Linked DNA regions of Mus musculus: region 2 is linked to region 1. Evidence: chromatin loops called from intact Hi-C (ENCODE). Cell type or tissue: left cerebral cortex. All regions are shown on one strand. Each heading gives the region's core, and the rest is flanking DNA. Links, peaks and the distances in the headings are about the cores only.

Region 1 (8,340 bases), core at 279-8,278:
GTCCCTTTAAACAGCAATGTCTGCTAAGTCTAAAGAGTTTAACCCTCTTTCACAGATGTGTGTTCCTTTACGAATGTAATGATGGACGAATGAACTAGCTACCAAGGCTTTGGAAACAGCACTGTTAGGCGAAGGCAGAAGTGACCTTACTGAAAGACTGATTCATATACAGTTAGCTGGCTGTTTGAGCCATTTTCATGCAAGTTTCTGCTTTTGTCAACACTATGGAAGTGTCATCTAATCTAGCTTACTAGGGTGTCTTAGTCAGTGTTCAGTTACTGTAAAGAGACACCATGACCACAGCAACCTCTAAAAGGCAGCATTTAATTGAAGCTGGCTTATAGTTTCAGAGGTTTAGTCCATTACCATGGCAAGAAGCATAGTGATAGAGAGGCAGACATGTTGCTAGAGATATACCTGAGACTTCTCTATCTGGATCCACAGTCAGCAGGAAGAGATACTTGGGCAGGCTTGGGCCCTTAAAACCTCAAAGCCTACCTCCAATGACACACTTCCTCCAACTAGGCCACATCTCCCAGCCCTTCCCAGTTACTGCTGTTCCTTGATGACCAAGCATTTAAATATATGAGCCTATGGGGGTGGGCGTCATATATCCTTATTCAAACTATCATGGGTTCTGATGCAGAAGCTCAGCTTTAACAGAGTACACAGGGTGATGGAGCAGTATGGAAAGTGGACTTGCAGCCACTGCTGTACTTGGAAGCTAGCTTGTCATTTGGACATTATTGGATCGAGAAAAGGTTTTGTTGGCCAGTTTCAAAATTTCTTGACATTGGGTTTGCATGTGTGCCTTCTAATGCTCACAGCAGCAGGAAGGGAACTGCTGGTGTCACGATGCACCTACCTCATGGATCAGGAGACTGATGTATGAGTAGGAGTGAGTTGTAACCCACATCCAGGTCCTTTCTTCAAAGGCCCTGCATTTCATTAGTGAGCTCATAATCTTAGCCACCCTATGTGGTTCTCTGACTTGACTTTAAAGGAGCTCTAAAAAAAAATCCAAGTAGATTGTTCAGAGAAGAGTACAAAACAGACTCATATTCCAGTTGATACTGTGAAGACTATAACTAGATACTTACAGCAGCTGTAATTATAATCGCCAAAGTTTGCAGTTACCAAGATACGTTCAGTAGTGGTATGGATTCGTAAACTGTGGCTCATCTTATTAATGGGGTATTACATGATGCTGAAAAGAAATGAGTTTTTAAAGACAAGCAGGACTTTGCCATTTCCAAGAAGACAGATGGGATGTAAAATTGTACTCAAGATTCAGAAAGGCAAACATTATATATTTTTCTATCATATGTAATCTAGATTTTTTTAAACTATGAAAATGCAACTATTTGCGATGGTGTACCTGAGGAGGAAGGATAAAAGAGGATGATGGCAAATGGGTATTACCAAAGTTCATTTACTTACATGTGTAAAAACGTCACAATGAAATCCATTACTGCAGTGAACATACACTGTAGGGAAGGAGGAAGGTTTTCATCAATGAGCAGACATTTAAGGAAACAACTAAGCGAAGGGCTGTGCCCTTAGAGAATATTGAAAATGGCAAGAGTCTGCCTATGTGCGGTTCAGCAATATCAGAAATCTATACTGCAGCTTAATTTTGAAAGCTAGTCTCCCTTCCCCTCTCCCTCTCCAACCCAGAGGTCAGCCTGACTCTGCTTCAGGAATGCTTTAATTAAATAATTAAAGGTGTGCATCACTATACCTGTCAAAACAAAGGCTCCAGGCATTTCAAGATTTGAAATTATATAGCATTTCATATTTGTCAATCCTGATGTATGGGCCTGTTTATGTAATATGATATGATTTTACATGTGCAAATGCATAGATTCCCGTGTGTATTTTGAGTGAGCCTTTGTATGGCACAATCATGGGACTTCTGTTCACCACCGCCCCTCATTCCCACAGACAGCAAAGCACAAAGAGGGTACAGAGGTGCCCAGGTTACACAGCTGCCAGCTACTGAGCTGCCGGCCTCAGACTGTCCCTTACTGACTGTCTGGTGCCTGTCTCCAGGATTCCTGGTGAGCCATCACTGTGTCACCATTGTGAAACACTTTCTTGCAGAAGTGGGTGGCTTGCATTTACCAGATGGCCTGTTTCCCGAGGGCAGTTAATGAGCAGGGTGCCTGTTGTGCACACCTCTCTGAAGCTTCTCCCAGTCACCTTGTTTGTAAACACTGATCCCCTATCTCTGAGTGCATCTGTCTGAAAGGTTAAAGTGTAGCAGCTTTAGCTCTAAGTCTTGCATTACTCTCCTTTCTGCTGATACTTCTCACTCTTCTGTATATAGCCCTGAGTCTAGCACTCTCCTCAGGAATGGAGTGGTGAGATCTAGAATCCTTCTGAGAGGCGTCCCTAGTTGTTCTCTGGGTCTTCCTGAGGTGAAAGCTCGGAAGGAAGCTCTAGACCACCTGTCACATCCTCAAGGTGCAGGGAAGAGACCAACCTTGGAGATCCCACCTCCTTGCCTTACTCTGGGATTAGTGGCCACCCCAGCCATTTCTCCATGGTCCCCACATATTTATGAATGTAGGTTTGTCTTCATGGGCATGATTCTTATAGGTGGAATTTGGGCTGATGAGGACAGAATATAAGAACCAGAATAAGTTTTCATCTTTCTCAAAATTACAAACAGAGCAACCTGCTAAGAAGGGTGAAATTCTCCACTAGTGTGTAGTTCATATCGTTTAGCAGTGTGTAGTCTGCTGGGACCACCATGGTGTATCCCAGAGGTGTCTTGTCAAGGACTCAGTGAAGTGATTACTGTGTGTGTGCGCGCTTGTATCTCAGCATAAGGTTTATGTTTTATAGATTACTTTTTAATCAAACTGGTAGAAGGATTGACCATTCTGTCGGGTAGAAATGAATGTGAGCTTGCCCTGTACTCTGTAAGTGACCTAACATGTCTGAATGGAGTTTGATTTAACAAGCCATAGAAGGGTACTTGGAGGGTAGGGGGTGGTTTTCCAGAGACATGAAGTGAACTCCTGTGGTACAGCTTCTGCCAGTTTCTGTTTACTTTGTTAGATGGAATAAAGGCCTTTTAACTTTTCAAAATGACACATAGTGTGCATAGCATCCAGTAACTGTCCATGTGTTACATTCAAGTATTATATAAGTGCATTGCTGCACTTTTCTAGATGCTAAGAACTGTGCGATAGACACTTCTTACTATTTGTGTATAAATTTAGGAAACTGAAATTTTAGTGTATTTCTCCAGAAGGAACTCCAAGTATCAAAATTACATGAGAAAATCCTCACACAGCCAGCACCTTGTTTCGGAACACTGGGTCTTTGCTTCATATGCCCTGCCCAGTCTACTTGCTGGAGCCATTTCCATTATGATCCTACTCTGACAGGATGACAGAGCCAGGGGCCCAGTGGCAGTGTCTTTGCTTCCCTGGGAAGAGGGAAATGGTGTTTTTCACTCTTTGGTTTCCCTCCTAACCATGTGCTCTCAGTGGCTCTGCCTCTCTCAGTCTGTTCTCCACATGCCTGCTCACTATCACAGGCAGTGAGTACAGAGTTTAACCTGTCATAGCCAGTTCCCTGTATCATTTCCTGGAGGCATCTATTAGGGAAGGAGCGCACTGGTGCAAGGCTTTGCAGATCTGTGTTCTAGACATGACTGTCCCTGGGTTGCCAATGGTTGGCTGAATGTGTGGTGAGGTTGAAGTTTTAGACATGTCTCTCTGAGATCAGATACATCAGAGAGCTCTGTAGGTTTGCACTTCAGGAAAGCAAGCCTCTTCCATTATCACATCACTACCGGGGCCTGGGTTTGATGAAACCCTGATTCTTTACCAGATGACTAAGCCCAGGTTTTCTCAGTTGTTGGCTTCTTACTAAACATAATTAATAAGGATCCATGGGAAAAATGAGTTGTAGCAGAAACCCAGTTCTGAATATTGCCTCATGGAAAAGAGAAGTTGCTTTTAAACACTGGAAATTGGTTATCTTTACCTGCAAGCCCACTGGAAGCAGGTACACAGGTATAGAAACAGACTTCACATTGCTTACAGTTTGCCTTTGGTCTTCACTCTTATGGGCAGCTTTGCCATCTAGAGGCTCAAGCTAGACACATTCTGTTTTGTTTAATAATGAAGCACTACAAAGTAAGAAGTCAGTCTTAAATGCTCCCATTAATATTTGGTTCAGTTGTTCAGTTAGCTGTTAAGATTTTCTGCAAGCTAATGGCTGACTTAGTATGTGTGTGTTACATTAGGGATCAAACCCAGGGCCCTGTGCATGATAAGCAGATGTGCGATCACTGAGCTAAAACCTCATCCAGTTTTGAGACAATCTCTTAGGGTGGCCTTGAATTAATAACTATACCATAGGTCTCAAAGTCATGACCCGTATGCCTTAGACTCCTGGTTTCTGGTATTACAGTTACCATACCTGATCAAGGCTGGCTTTTTGTCTGCTTGTTTGTTTGTTTTAACCTATCTTCAGAGTACTGTGAAGTAGCTCAGGACTCTGTTTTCTTTGCTCAGCTAATTTGATAGTATTCTATCCGGATTACACCATCCTTATATATTAAGGTAAGAATGCTAAAAATTGGTTTTAAAAAGGTAAGAATGCTAAAAAAAAAGTTTTCCCAAGGCTCCTTGAGTTTATTTAAAATCTCATGCTTCTTCACGGCATATGAAGAACATGTGTATGTTTCTTTACATATGAGATGTTTGCCTCATGCTATCTCTTGTGTCTCTTTTTCTGTTTCCAGGCCTTCTGCCTTATCTAGTAGCCCGACGTATCCAGACTTGCCCTTCATTAGGATCTCCCCACACCGTAATCCCACTGCAGCCTCAGAGTCCCCCTTCAGCCCCCCACACCCCTACATCAACCCATATATGGACTACATCCGCTCATTGCACAGCAGCCCATCCCTCTCCATGATCTCTGCTGCCCGAGGGCTGAGCCCTACAGATGGTAAGTCTCAGACACGTTTGTATTTCCCTTGCAACACTGTATAAAGCAGATCCAGCATATGTGAAGATTTTCCCACATGACAGACACCGAGGAAAGAAAATGCTTTAAGTTCAAAATTTAATTTCAGCTTATAGCACTGCTTTGTGGGTGGTGGTGTCCATAGTTTTGTAAGAATAGCAATATAGAGAGGAATTAAATTTAGAGAGTAATCAAATTGGGATTCATAGCAAGATCTGATGGACTCACCTCCCTGCCATAAATGCCCTCCTCTTCTGCACTCCACACATGATTAGGCAAGCCCTTCAGGTATTCCCATGACAGTATGAATTCCCTGAGTGCCTTGCCCATTTTCTAATGAATGCTCTTATGTTCTGTATATCAGAAAGACACATTTTTACAGATATGTCTCTGAGAACAGAGCTTGACACACCACTGTGTATGGGGATCCTGATAAAACTGATAGTTCTTGGGGCAGACCAGTGTGGAGTGGGGGACCTGAGTCTTTAATCTGATAGAAGCTTCCAGGTGATGTTAAGGCTGTTGGCCTATGGTGGGCCGTGATATAAGTAGCAAGAGCTTAGGGGAGGAAAAGGACCCATTCTTAAGTGTACCTTCAGCCTCTGAGCATGCCAAGTAAAACTAGAACATTGAGAACTAAGAACAAGCTAGACTTTATTCCTGTAATTCCTGATGCTCATTTTAGACTTCAAATGCAGGCTTCATTTGGAGCCGGCTATTCATAACATCCTATCAGCCTATTCCTTAAGGCTTGTTGAAATATTGAATGTGTCTTCTAGGTATATATAAATGTTTGCCTACAAAGGCTCAACTTTTCATTAAGATACAAAACTAAACAAGCTTTAGTAATTGCTGGTGGGGGCTGTGTTTGCATGCTTTATTATAGAATATAAGTCACTGCTGGTGTTACATAGTAAAGAGATACTGTGAAGTTCATTTCACTAAACTCTCTGCTACAACTTCCATACCTCTAATTCTAACATTGGAACTATAATCTGAGACTGTACACAGTGTCAGCTGTATGAAGTTTCTGAGGACTCGTTCATTCTCATGTATGTCCAGGAATATCCGGCTTCTACAAATAATTACTCCCTTATGTATTTCCTTTTTAAAAATTCCGTATAGCGAATATTTTCGTAATGTAGCCAAGAGATACATTTTTTCTCATTTGAGCAATATTGACATTTTAAAAACCTACAAAAAGTAAAAACATGATTAAACTTTTCTGCTTGGAATTTGATTTTGTGATAAAGGATGTTATGTAGTAAATAGAACCAAACATAAGGAAAATGGATAAGGAGATAAGAAATAGGCTCAAGGTGCAATTGGAGTTGCTGTACCTGACTTGCAGAAATTTGACTGGCTGAGGACTTGGTAGTTGTAGTTACTGAATGGAAATCATGCCTGTTGTCTGCATTTAATTATCGTGAATTAAATATCCATTGGTTGATTGGTGGTTCTGCCTTCCCTTTCCTGCCTCATGAGACTCTAATTAATAAGAGTCTAAGTTACTTTTCCACTGCTATGAGGAGGTACCATGAGCAAGGTAACTAATAGAAGAATTTATTTGGGCTTACAGTTACATAGGGATAGACTGACTATCCTGACAGGAGGCAGGCAGACATAGCAATGGTACAGTCACTGAGAACTTCCCACGACCAGAAGTAGGAGGGAGGGAGAGAGAGAATTAGCAATGGTGTGAGCTTTTGAAATTTCAACTCTTATCTGCAATGAAACATTTCCTCCAATAAGGCCACACTTCCTAGTCCTCCCCAAACAGTTCCACTAACTGGGGAGAGAATAGTCAAGCTTATTCACTTCTGGAGTCCATTCTAACTCAAAGCATCATACTACCCAGTCAGATCATTTCAGTAATATAATTAATATAATATAATTCCTCTTGTAGTCTAATACTTTAAAGATACTCATTTGTGCTATGTATCATGCATAAAAAGTATTCCATGTGGACACCAATTGAAACCATCTGTTGCTAGGACTTTTTGCTGTAGCTAGTAAAGTGTCTCTGCTCAAATGCTGTCCCTAAGCACTTTATGAATGTGACTTGACTTCTGGCTCCTAGCTGCTTCATGAAACTTTCTGAATCCAGATTTCTGAAAATCTAGAGGCCTCCCTCAGAAGTGCTGCTTTTGCACGTAAATTGGCAGGTGGAAACTAATTATTATCCCACTCATGTGAGAATGACTCTTGCCAGGAAATTGTTCCAGAGTGATAGGTACATTTTCTTTTTGATTTTGTAGTGGTGGGAGAAAAGGGAAAAGGAGAGCTTGTAAATTCTGGAACATGAAATTGCGGCTTATCATGCAGTTGTGTGTCAGTAGTGGGTGCTGCTCTTTTCCTCTTTCCTGTAAACTCTGACTTCTTCTGTTAGTGAGTGTTAACTCAGACACTCCTGTCAGGAGCCTGGGGAAGTATTTTAAGTATGTCTGGAAAGATATCTCAGTTGTCTGCATTGTCTACTATTTTAAAAAGTATGAACATACAGTAATTATCTTTAGGAAACTATTTCCTTTGCAGGCGAGGGAGTCAATCATGACCGTGTACATACAGCTTAATTTGGTACCAACACTGGGACAAAGTTATGTATATTGGACTCCCCATAAATTACACTGTCTAGTTAACATCTTTGCTTTCTTAGTATATACATGTCTCCTCTGTGATCCCAAAATGACAAAATTACCTGAATTACATGTCTCTTACAATGTGTCCCATCTTAAGAGATACATGACTATATAAAAATTCGAATTCATGATAATTTAACAAAAACCAAAACTTTTATAATGTATTTTACTATTTTTATTCCTCCAGTTTTTCCTTCCAGATAAAGACATGATGCAAATGAATGCATACGTAGAACAGCTTTATTGCACAAGTCATAAAAGAATTGTGTTTGAAGGTTAAATGGCAAGTAGGCTTAGAATACTTCCAAAACAGTGTCTCCTTGTCTGTCTTGCAATTGTCACTGTCTTGTTTCTTCTTGTAGCTCCCCATGCTGGAGTCAGCCCTGCGGAATACTATCACCAGATGGCTCTGCTGACAGGCCAGCGCAGCCCTTATGCAGACATCCTTCCCTCAGCTGCCACTGCTGGTGCAGGGGCCATCCATATGGAGTACCTTCATGCCATGGACAGTAAGTGACAGGGCTGGTTGCTGGAGAGCCGGGAGAGGAGCAGAAGCTAAGTAGGAAAATGGAGAGCAAGCTGCAAAGGTTAAGCTAAATTTCCAATCTAAAGTAAGAAGGAACCACCCTGAGGTGACCTTAGCCTCCTGGTGAACTGAAATGTGCAGCGAATTGTAGCTTGGTAGCAATACTAGAAATGTAGTTGGTCAACA
Region 2 (8,340 bases), core at 315-8,314, 57 kb after region 1:
TTAAAGCTACTTTTTCTTTACTATTTTATCATAGCAACAGAGAGGAAACTAAAACACCATTACATAAACACCATAGGACAGTCCCATCTCTCAGGGATGAGGCACGGAGAACCTTGAAACTCATCTAGCCTGTGTTCTTTGGAAGAAAAAAAACAAGAAAGTGAGAGAAGAAAGATTAAGGAGGAAGAAAGATTATTTGGTCTGAACAGAGCAAGATGGAACCAGCCAGCTAAGGTGGTATTGGTTACTAAACAAAGGACGAAAAGAGGTGCAGGGGAAAGAACAAAATGGGAGGAAAAGTACTGTATAGAAACTGGCCAGCCTGATTGCTGGACTCAGCCTCAGGGATCTCTGGAATACGCTCCTAGTTTCTAGAAGCCTGTTTTATTCCGGACAGCTCTGCAGTAGCCAGTGCTCCCCTCCTAAAGATAAGCCTACTTGTGTATAAGTGGGTTACAGATCCTGGACCAGTTTGTGGCTGAGTCCCCAGAGATGGCATCACTCATGCTGGTCGCACTCCATTCCTTTAAGGTTCTAGTTGTGGAGGTTGGTCCTGTCCCTGTTCAGATCTTTCCTTCTTTCCCATATCCCAGGTGTCACTTCAAACCTCCATGAAAGTAAGGTTTTCTGTTTGATAAACCCTCTGCAGATCTATTTCAATGTTCCATTTTCTTGCTGTAGCAAGACCTTGTGTCCAGTAATAGTTCTCTGCCAATTGCTTCAGGCTTGCTGAGAGAGTGGGTCTCAGGTCTAAGACTGCAGACCTCAGATTGAGCAGGGGAGCTCCTGGCAGTAGAGACTTACTTCTGCCCTGTGGCTTGCCAGGTGGAAAGGGCTTTATAGCCAGTGTCTCCTGCTAGCACTGTAAGTGACCCAAATATGGGCTTTCCCACAGGTGTTTAGAGTGTCTCTTAATATTCTAATACTGTCTTCAACTATGCCAGGATTATTACCTGGAACCTCTGGATGATTGTGCCTGCATGTCATCCTTTTCTTTTCTTTATACTTTTACTGTCTATAGTTCCACATCAATTGATAATAATGTCCTCATGAAATCACATGTAATCCAAAGTGAAGAATGTACTTGTCTGTTTTCTTCAACAAGAAGCACTACCTGCATAAATAGTATCTTTCATGATTATCTAAGTATAAATGTAGAAAACGTAGCAAAATACACATATTCACCTTATTCCAAAGAGACTAGAAAGTTATGTGGGGAAATGTATCTAAATCAATAGTGAAGGAGGTTGGCATGAAAAAAATAAGCAAAGAGAAACAAAATAATTGAAAGTCTTGGCTCTTACTGTTTACTTCTTTTATGTATCAGAGAAGTGCTTTGACTGTTGGTATCCAAGACTGATGAATAGTTTGTTGACTGATGTATTCATTGAAGTAAAAGTATTCACTGCCGAAGCATTAAATAACTGTATGAGTTTAATCTCTTCTATGCCAATATTACGTTAAGGCTATCCAAAATTCAAGCCAATGAAGTTAAGTTGTCCTTTGAAATACCACGATTCATTATTTTCCTTTCTTCCTAAGAGCAACACATTTTATAGTTTATGGTCTGATGAGAGGCATTAGAGATCAAAATGAAATTTATTTTTGAGACACTAAAGAAGGTAAAATTATTTAACACGTGGCTGTGGAATAGGACCTAATAATATTTCATTAGCAATTTCTTTTGACAGAACTTACACCCTGCCATATTGAGAAGCAGCTATTTACAGCACATCTTAAATCTTTTCAATGGGTTTTACAAATCTTTCTAGGTAAGAAACATAAACGCTTTCTTGACAAATATGTTTAAAGGACATAGTGTCCTTTGAGATACACTTGACAGATTTTCACCTCTGCTGTGAATACCTCCGAAGAAATGCAGTGGAGGAGATCCTCCAGGAGCACTGACGCGTTGTCAGCGTTCTCTAGCAAAGAAATGTAGAGCATGTTACTAAGTCACATTCTCCATCCGTGCTGTTTTAGGGAACACAACTTCATAGGCACCTACTCTGTAGGTATAAAGGCTGGGAGTACCAGGGTAGTGAGATGCAGATCCTAGAACCAGGAATCCCCCCCTGTAAAAGAGGTCAAATCTATGCACATGCAAACACTTGCAGAATATGGAGCAGGCCATTGCTGGGGAAATTGTGATACTCAAAGTAAGGACGTGGTGTTGAGCTGGATTGCTCTTAGTCACTCATTCTTGCTGAGTCTCTGTTTCGCTGTGTATGTCTTTCAACTTTGCAAAGAGCAGTGGTGACCTGATCTTTTGTGTACTAAAATAATCCTTGGCTTCTTTCAGCCTTACCAATGGTATTCACTTTAATAAAAGTGGACTCTGACAAATCCCCATGTTAACAGGCAAACCAAGTGTGAAAGTGTCAGTCTATAAAGTTGGTAAAGCTCCTACATTTAAGAATATGTCAGAAATTTACATTTAAGAAATTGTTAATTTCTTTCTATATCTGATATTAAAGAAGGAAAATGCAGCTGAACTATCCAGATGTGTCAGGTGTCTTTATCACTTTCTAGCCCTATAGCCATGGATGCTTTTTTTTTGAGAGAGAGAGAGAGAGAGAGAGAGAGAGAGAGAGAGAGAGAGAGAGAGACCTTTATTAGAAAATATTTTTGTGTAGACAGAAAAGGAAATCAGTGAATCCAGCCCTGCTTACAGCTAAGAATACAACAGCATCTCTCCCAGCAATGTCATTCTTGTTTGAAGAAAGGACTTCCACTACATGGCTTCATGGACTTGCACTGGAACTCGAAGAAGATCCATGAAGCACTCTTCGGAAGGCTCTGTTCCCTTGCCACACTTGCCACATATGGATGCATCAAATCACACCAGAACAAGATGTGGTCTCACTAAGAAATTAAGCTAATAATATCACATTACCTCCCTCTCAGGATTCCCCAAGCATGCATAAATGCAGAAAGCCTACAGTAGAATATTACAGGAGAGCCTGTCCAAGGCCCCAGAGCAAGTTGCCTTACCTTCCTTGTACCATATTATATATACATCTTACAGTTATGCCAGCGTTTAAAGCATTGTCATGCTGCATTATAAAGTGTTTTTTATGTTTAGGATTAGGAAACTGTCTTTCACTCTCCCTTTGGCTCCTTTTATGTCCTACAGGCAAATCCTTTCTCGTAGGTCAGGAATGTAATAAGGTAGGTTTTCCTCTCTGGGGTATTGTGTCTGTCTTACTGTGTTTAAATTGATGCACAAAGCTCTTTGGAGCAAAAGACAGTATTTTCTTTGTATAGAAGCCAGTGGTTCACTAGCCCATGGGGATTCTCCGTGTTGAGGATTTTAAAGATACAGTTTACACTGGGTGGAGATGCTGGTGCTCTGCAAGGTCTCCAGGGAGGAGAGTTGGTCCTAGCCCTAGGAATGGAGGTCTTTTCTCTGTGCTGTCTTGAAGAAAAAGCAAATAACCGACAACTTTAAAGAAAGAGGAAAACATTCAAAGATGTTACCAAGCTCTTTTTAAGAGTGATGGTTCAGAAACAGTAAAGAGAAATTACAATATAAATCATATATATATATATATATATATATATATATATATATATATATAGTGTATGTATGTACACACACACACTCTAGAACACAGTCATTGGACCTCCAACCTAATGACCTAACATGATTGATTTCCCAAGCCCACTTCTCTCAACTTGATAATCACACTTAATATTTCACTCCCCTTAATATCAATGAAATATGACCTAGAGGATTAAACTCCTACAAGAGTAGGAGGAGTCTGTAAATCATACTTTTATTAAAAAAAAATCAAGGTCCTCTCATGGAGGCTACAATTAATAAAAGAATGTAAGAATGAGTTAAAAAAGAGGTTTGAGTAAAATTTCTAAAAGAACAGCCCCAAAATAGACAAGCTGTAAATTGTGGCTGCTACGTGGTGGATGAGAGGAGGAAGGAAACTGATAGAGTTTGAGTTAAGCTAGCATGAAACTCGGCCGCATGGTGAGGAGAAGAGCATCACAGATGTGGTAAGGAAGCACAGACTACCAGGCAAAGCTGCTACCTGGGCTCTGGCCAACATCCAAAAGAAAAATACAGAAGACACAAAAAGGACAAGGTTACAACTGAGTCTCAGCAGGTTTGAGAGGAAAAGTGCATTATTTCCTTAAAGAGATGATGGTCCCTTCTCTGTCTTTTGCATGTATAAATCGAACCCACCTTTCATTTTTTATTAAGTAATTAATTTGTGTATTTACATCCCAGACGCTGCCCCCTTCCAATCAACCTTCACATAAACCCTCTCCTCGATCCCCCTCCCCTTCAATATCCCCCCACCCTGTCCCATCAATCTGCAGGATTAGGCTACATGCATGCCAGGGACCATAGTCCAGCCTCTGTATGCTCCTTGATTGGCTCAGTCCCTGAGAGCTCTCAGGAATTAGATTAGTTGACACTGTTAGTCTTCCTGTGAGGTACAAACCTGCCTTTCTAAGAGATGTTTGTTGTTGTTTATTTGATTGGTTGGTTGGATGGTTGGTTAGCTAGTTTTTGACTAAGTGATTGACCAGATCAACTAGATTAACTCTTATGGGAGGAGGGGAAACCTGCATGTCTCCCCAGAGGTAGATTCTGTTCTTTTGGCTAGGAAGCAATGGCTTCGTCTTAATGGACTTCCATTGTTACTGTAAAATAATGAAATCATAGCAAGCACCTTTCTCTTTCCCTTGCTCCTTTTCATCCTTTATAGTTACATTGTTGCCTTCTTTTTGTCTATACATATATATACATATATATGTATATATGTGTATATATATATATATATATATATATATTTCCCCCCATAGGTCAGTGAAAGAAACAAAGGATAGTTTCAAATTCTAGAGAACCCTTTGGCTCAAGTGAGCAGACTACACTTTCCGCACACTCTCATGTCTGTGGGGAGAGAGAGAGAGAGTTTAGGACTGGGCTCTGTGCCAGAAGCTCACCCTGTACACTACCAGTAACTTTCTCAACTTGTCTCCTGTGGGAGGTAAGAAATGAAGAGGAAGCAACCAGGGAAAGACTGTCAGTGTAACCTACATGCCAGCTCCCTAGAAACTGAGATGAAAAAGCAATGGTAAGAATGACTACGAATCGGCTGCCATACTCCCATGGCCTGTACAGCTGATGGGCATCCATCATTGCGGGTAGGAAGGGCCTAGATACCAGAGGGCTGGCAGCCAGGTTGCTGCCTTTCTATGGCAGAATATTTTCTTAATGACTGTATTATGTTTGTGCTATGTGATAAATGAAATAATGGAGAGGATAGTTTGTAATCTAAATTAAGATTAAAAAAACAATGATAAAAGATTATGTCCTATAAGATTCAAGCAACCAAGTTCAGTTGTCTCTTATCTGGTTTATTTTGTAATGCACTTACTAGAGAACATTGTAATTCACCAATATCAAACCACATCTTATTAATTTTCTGTTTGCGTGCAATGTGGAGACCATTATGGAAGCCGTCTATATTTTGAATGCATGTGCTTGAAGGGTCAAAGAAAAGACTCCAGTGAAAGTTTTAGAACGTCGAATGCTTTACTAGCCAAATGTTCCTATGAAAATATGCTTGTAAAAGTAAGTTTTATGGGAACATTCTCCAAACTAGAAACATATTTCTAGGAATAAATGGGGATGGACTTCTTATTTTGTTGACGAGGTGATTGCAAAATAAAATGAAACAAAAACAGGAATGGCTGCAAATGAAGAAGTCAGCTAACCTTGGGAATGTCCCTGCTACATGAGGGTTGAAATGACGAGCTCCAGGCAGGCCGCCTTGCCAGTTCTCCGGGGTAAACCACCACTCTGCACAGCCCACAGCCTTCACTATTTTTTTTTTCTTTTTTCCGATTTCCAAGTTTCAGCCTTGGCCATTTGCAGCTACAGCGTTCCTATGTAAAGCACTTTACTCTTCTATTTCTCCAATGGAAATTTATGTGACCAACCTTACTTCCTGATTTCTCTTTCTTCAAACACTTTAGTTATGGTGAGGCAAAATTTCCATGACATTAATGAGATTTCCACAAGCAAATTAAAGAGAAAAATATGCCCTTTGGTCTTTTGTATTTAACAGTACTGCAAGGAGAAGAAGTCTTGGAGTAAAGCGTGAGCCGGAGCAATAGCCAGGGGACAATGCCAGGGTAGCTTCATGCAAGGAACTAGGCTTTTTTCTCTCCTCCATCTAAAGCTTTTAAATTATTTCAAGACAAACTTACTATAAAACATCAGATAATTTGCTCTCTGCTGCCAGCTGAGCATAATTCTAACAGTACAGATTGCCACTTCATTTCAAAGTCCTTAACTTCAAATCATGTTAACATTACTTTACTGGGCAAAAAATAAATTTTAGCATTCTTTTCATTGGTAACAAATGGGAACTAAGTAAGGCACGCAAATTGTGTCTTTCTGAATCAAAGATTTTATTCTACACTTGCAATGCTAAAGGTGGCTTTTATGGGAAGGGCCTAAGGGTGTCTCTTATGGAAGCCTTCAGATTGTTGAGAGGAGGACAATCACAAGAGATTGTTTTCCTTTCTCTGGCTTCTGGATCCCCAGCATACAACTCTAAGGCAAAACAGACTGGAGTGCTAGGGCTGGGGCCACGTTTGTTCCAACAGCACAGCACATTCCTAAAGCAAATAGTGACCTGGTTTTTGCTATGTGCTAGATATTGTTTCAGACACCCTTGTTCTTCATTTTGGTTATCAGATGATAGAAACACTGTACCCCAATAAATTAGAATAAATAATAAATTAGTGTCCTCAGGAATCTCACATTAAGAAGAAAAAAAAGCATAAAGTCTGGGCCAACCAGAAAACAAAGAGTATTCCAAGTTGTCAGACAAGTATGCTGAAGGGTAAAACAGAAACACATATGGATCAGTGGTGGATAGGACCTTATTCACTAGAACCTGTTTAGTTGATCAGTCTAACTGTGGCCTTCTACATAAATGTTCATCTCAAGTCAAGACCTGAAGGTAGACTCAACTCATGGATCACAGTACTTTTTTCCCTCTTCCCAGAGTGGCCATATGAAGTAAATCTTCTTTTTCTGCCTTTCCTACTTAATTTGGCTCTTGCAATTGGCTTGCTGAGAGCAGGTGGCGGAACCTGGCTTGTTGGTATATAAGTCGTGGCCCTGAATTTCGTAGCAGTTGGAATACATCATTTAAACAAAACAGCTAGATTTTTTTTTTTATTATTTACAAAATCCACATTCTGGTAAGGGTCAGCAGTGTAATAAGTATTAAGTTCATTGAGTAAATCAAGCTGTAATGCGTTACAAGTTATAGAGACCGTTGGTAAATAGAGAGCAGAGTAGGATTGGACTGCAGTGGAGTAATCAGAACCAGAATCAAGTATGAGAAGTCTGCTAAGAGTATTTGTTTACCTGGGACCTGAGTGTCCTAGAGTAGTCGTCACCTCTACAGCTTCCCCTATGCTACCTCAGTAGCAAATACATGCACACTCAGATGCACACTCACAGGCGCACACTCACAGTCACTACTCTTGACATCACTTTTCACTATACTCTTGATGACCTTGAGCCTCTATCTCTAATCCTTTCTTCTATAAAGGTGTTTTGTAACCTGTGAGTCTTAATCCCTTTGAGGGTCACATACCAGGTTCCCTGAACATCAGATATTTACATTATGATTCACAACAGTAGGAAAATTATAGTTATGAAGTAGCAACAAAATGATTTCATGGTTGGGGTCTCCAGAACATCAGGAACTGCATTAAAGGCTCGAAGCATTAGGAAAGCTGAGAACCACTGCTCTGTGATGTTCTTCTCTGTTTGCTCTGGATTCATCTCAGTTGTGTAACCTTCCTTTCTTCCTTCTTGGTTTGTTTGTTCGTTTGTCTGTTGTTTTTAGCACATTTCCCATTTTATTTTATTTGTTCCTACATGTTTCAAGTATTACCTTCTCAGAAAAAAAAAAAAATGCTTCGCTCACTTTTATTATCCACAGGACAGTTTGTATATATAGACTGTATTAGTTAGGGTTCTTTAGAGTCACAGAACTTATGGATAGTCTCTATATAGTAAAGGAATTTATTGATAACTTACAGTCTGCAGTCCAATTCCCAACAATGGTTCAGTGAATGGCTGTGAATTGAAGTCCAAAGATCTAGCAGTTACTCAGTCCCACACAGCAAGCAGGCGAGGGAGCAAGAGCTAGACTCCCTTCTTCCAATGTCCTTATATTGTCTCCAGCAGAAGGTATAGCCCAGATCAAAGGTGTGTTCCACCACACACCTTTTAATCCCAGATGACCTTGAACTCGGAGATTTAATCTTCTGGAATCCATAGCCACT

What was found. A loop is a pair of places that touch in the nucleus more often than their neighbours do. Peaks named below come from ENCODE experiments on the same cell type or tissue, not always from the same donor. Only the 100,000 strongest peaks of a DNase experiment are listed, where the experiment ranks them.
Region 2: a loop joins it to region 1, with 2.1 times the contacts of the local background. A loop is called at or near these places in 2 of 42 quality-filtered maps.

Annotation. Positions count from the first base shown.
Region 1 is chr13:15,636,304-15,644,643 of GRCm38, forward strand. Gli3 (GLI-Kruppel family member GLI3) reads left to right here. Exons shown (of 15, transcript NM_008130.3): 5 at 4,766-4,971; 6 at 7,991-8,137. Among named protein-coding and RNA genes, the nearest start is that of 4933412O06Rik, 160 kb to the right of the region's middle. In left cerebral cortex, for the core only: no CTCF peak of the experiment used is centred there; DNase peaks (open chromatin) are centred at 2,049, 5,147 and 5,593.
Region 2 is chr13:15,693,500-15,701,839 of GRCm38, forward strand. The region is part of intron 10 of Gli3 (GLI-Kruppel family member GLI3); the gene reads left to right. Among named protein-coding and RNA genes, the nearest start is that of 4933412O06Rik, 100 kb to the right of the region's middle. In left cerebral cortex, for the core only: no CTCF peak of the experiment used is centred there; a DNase peak (open chromatin) is centred at 4,986.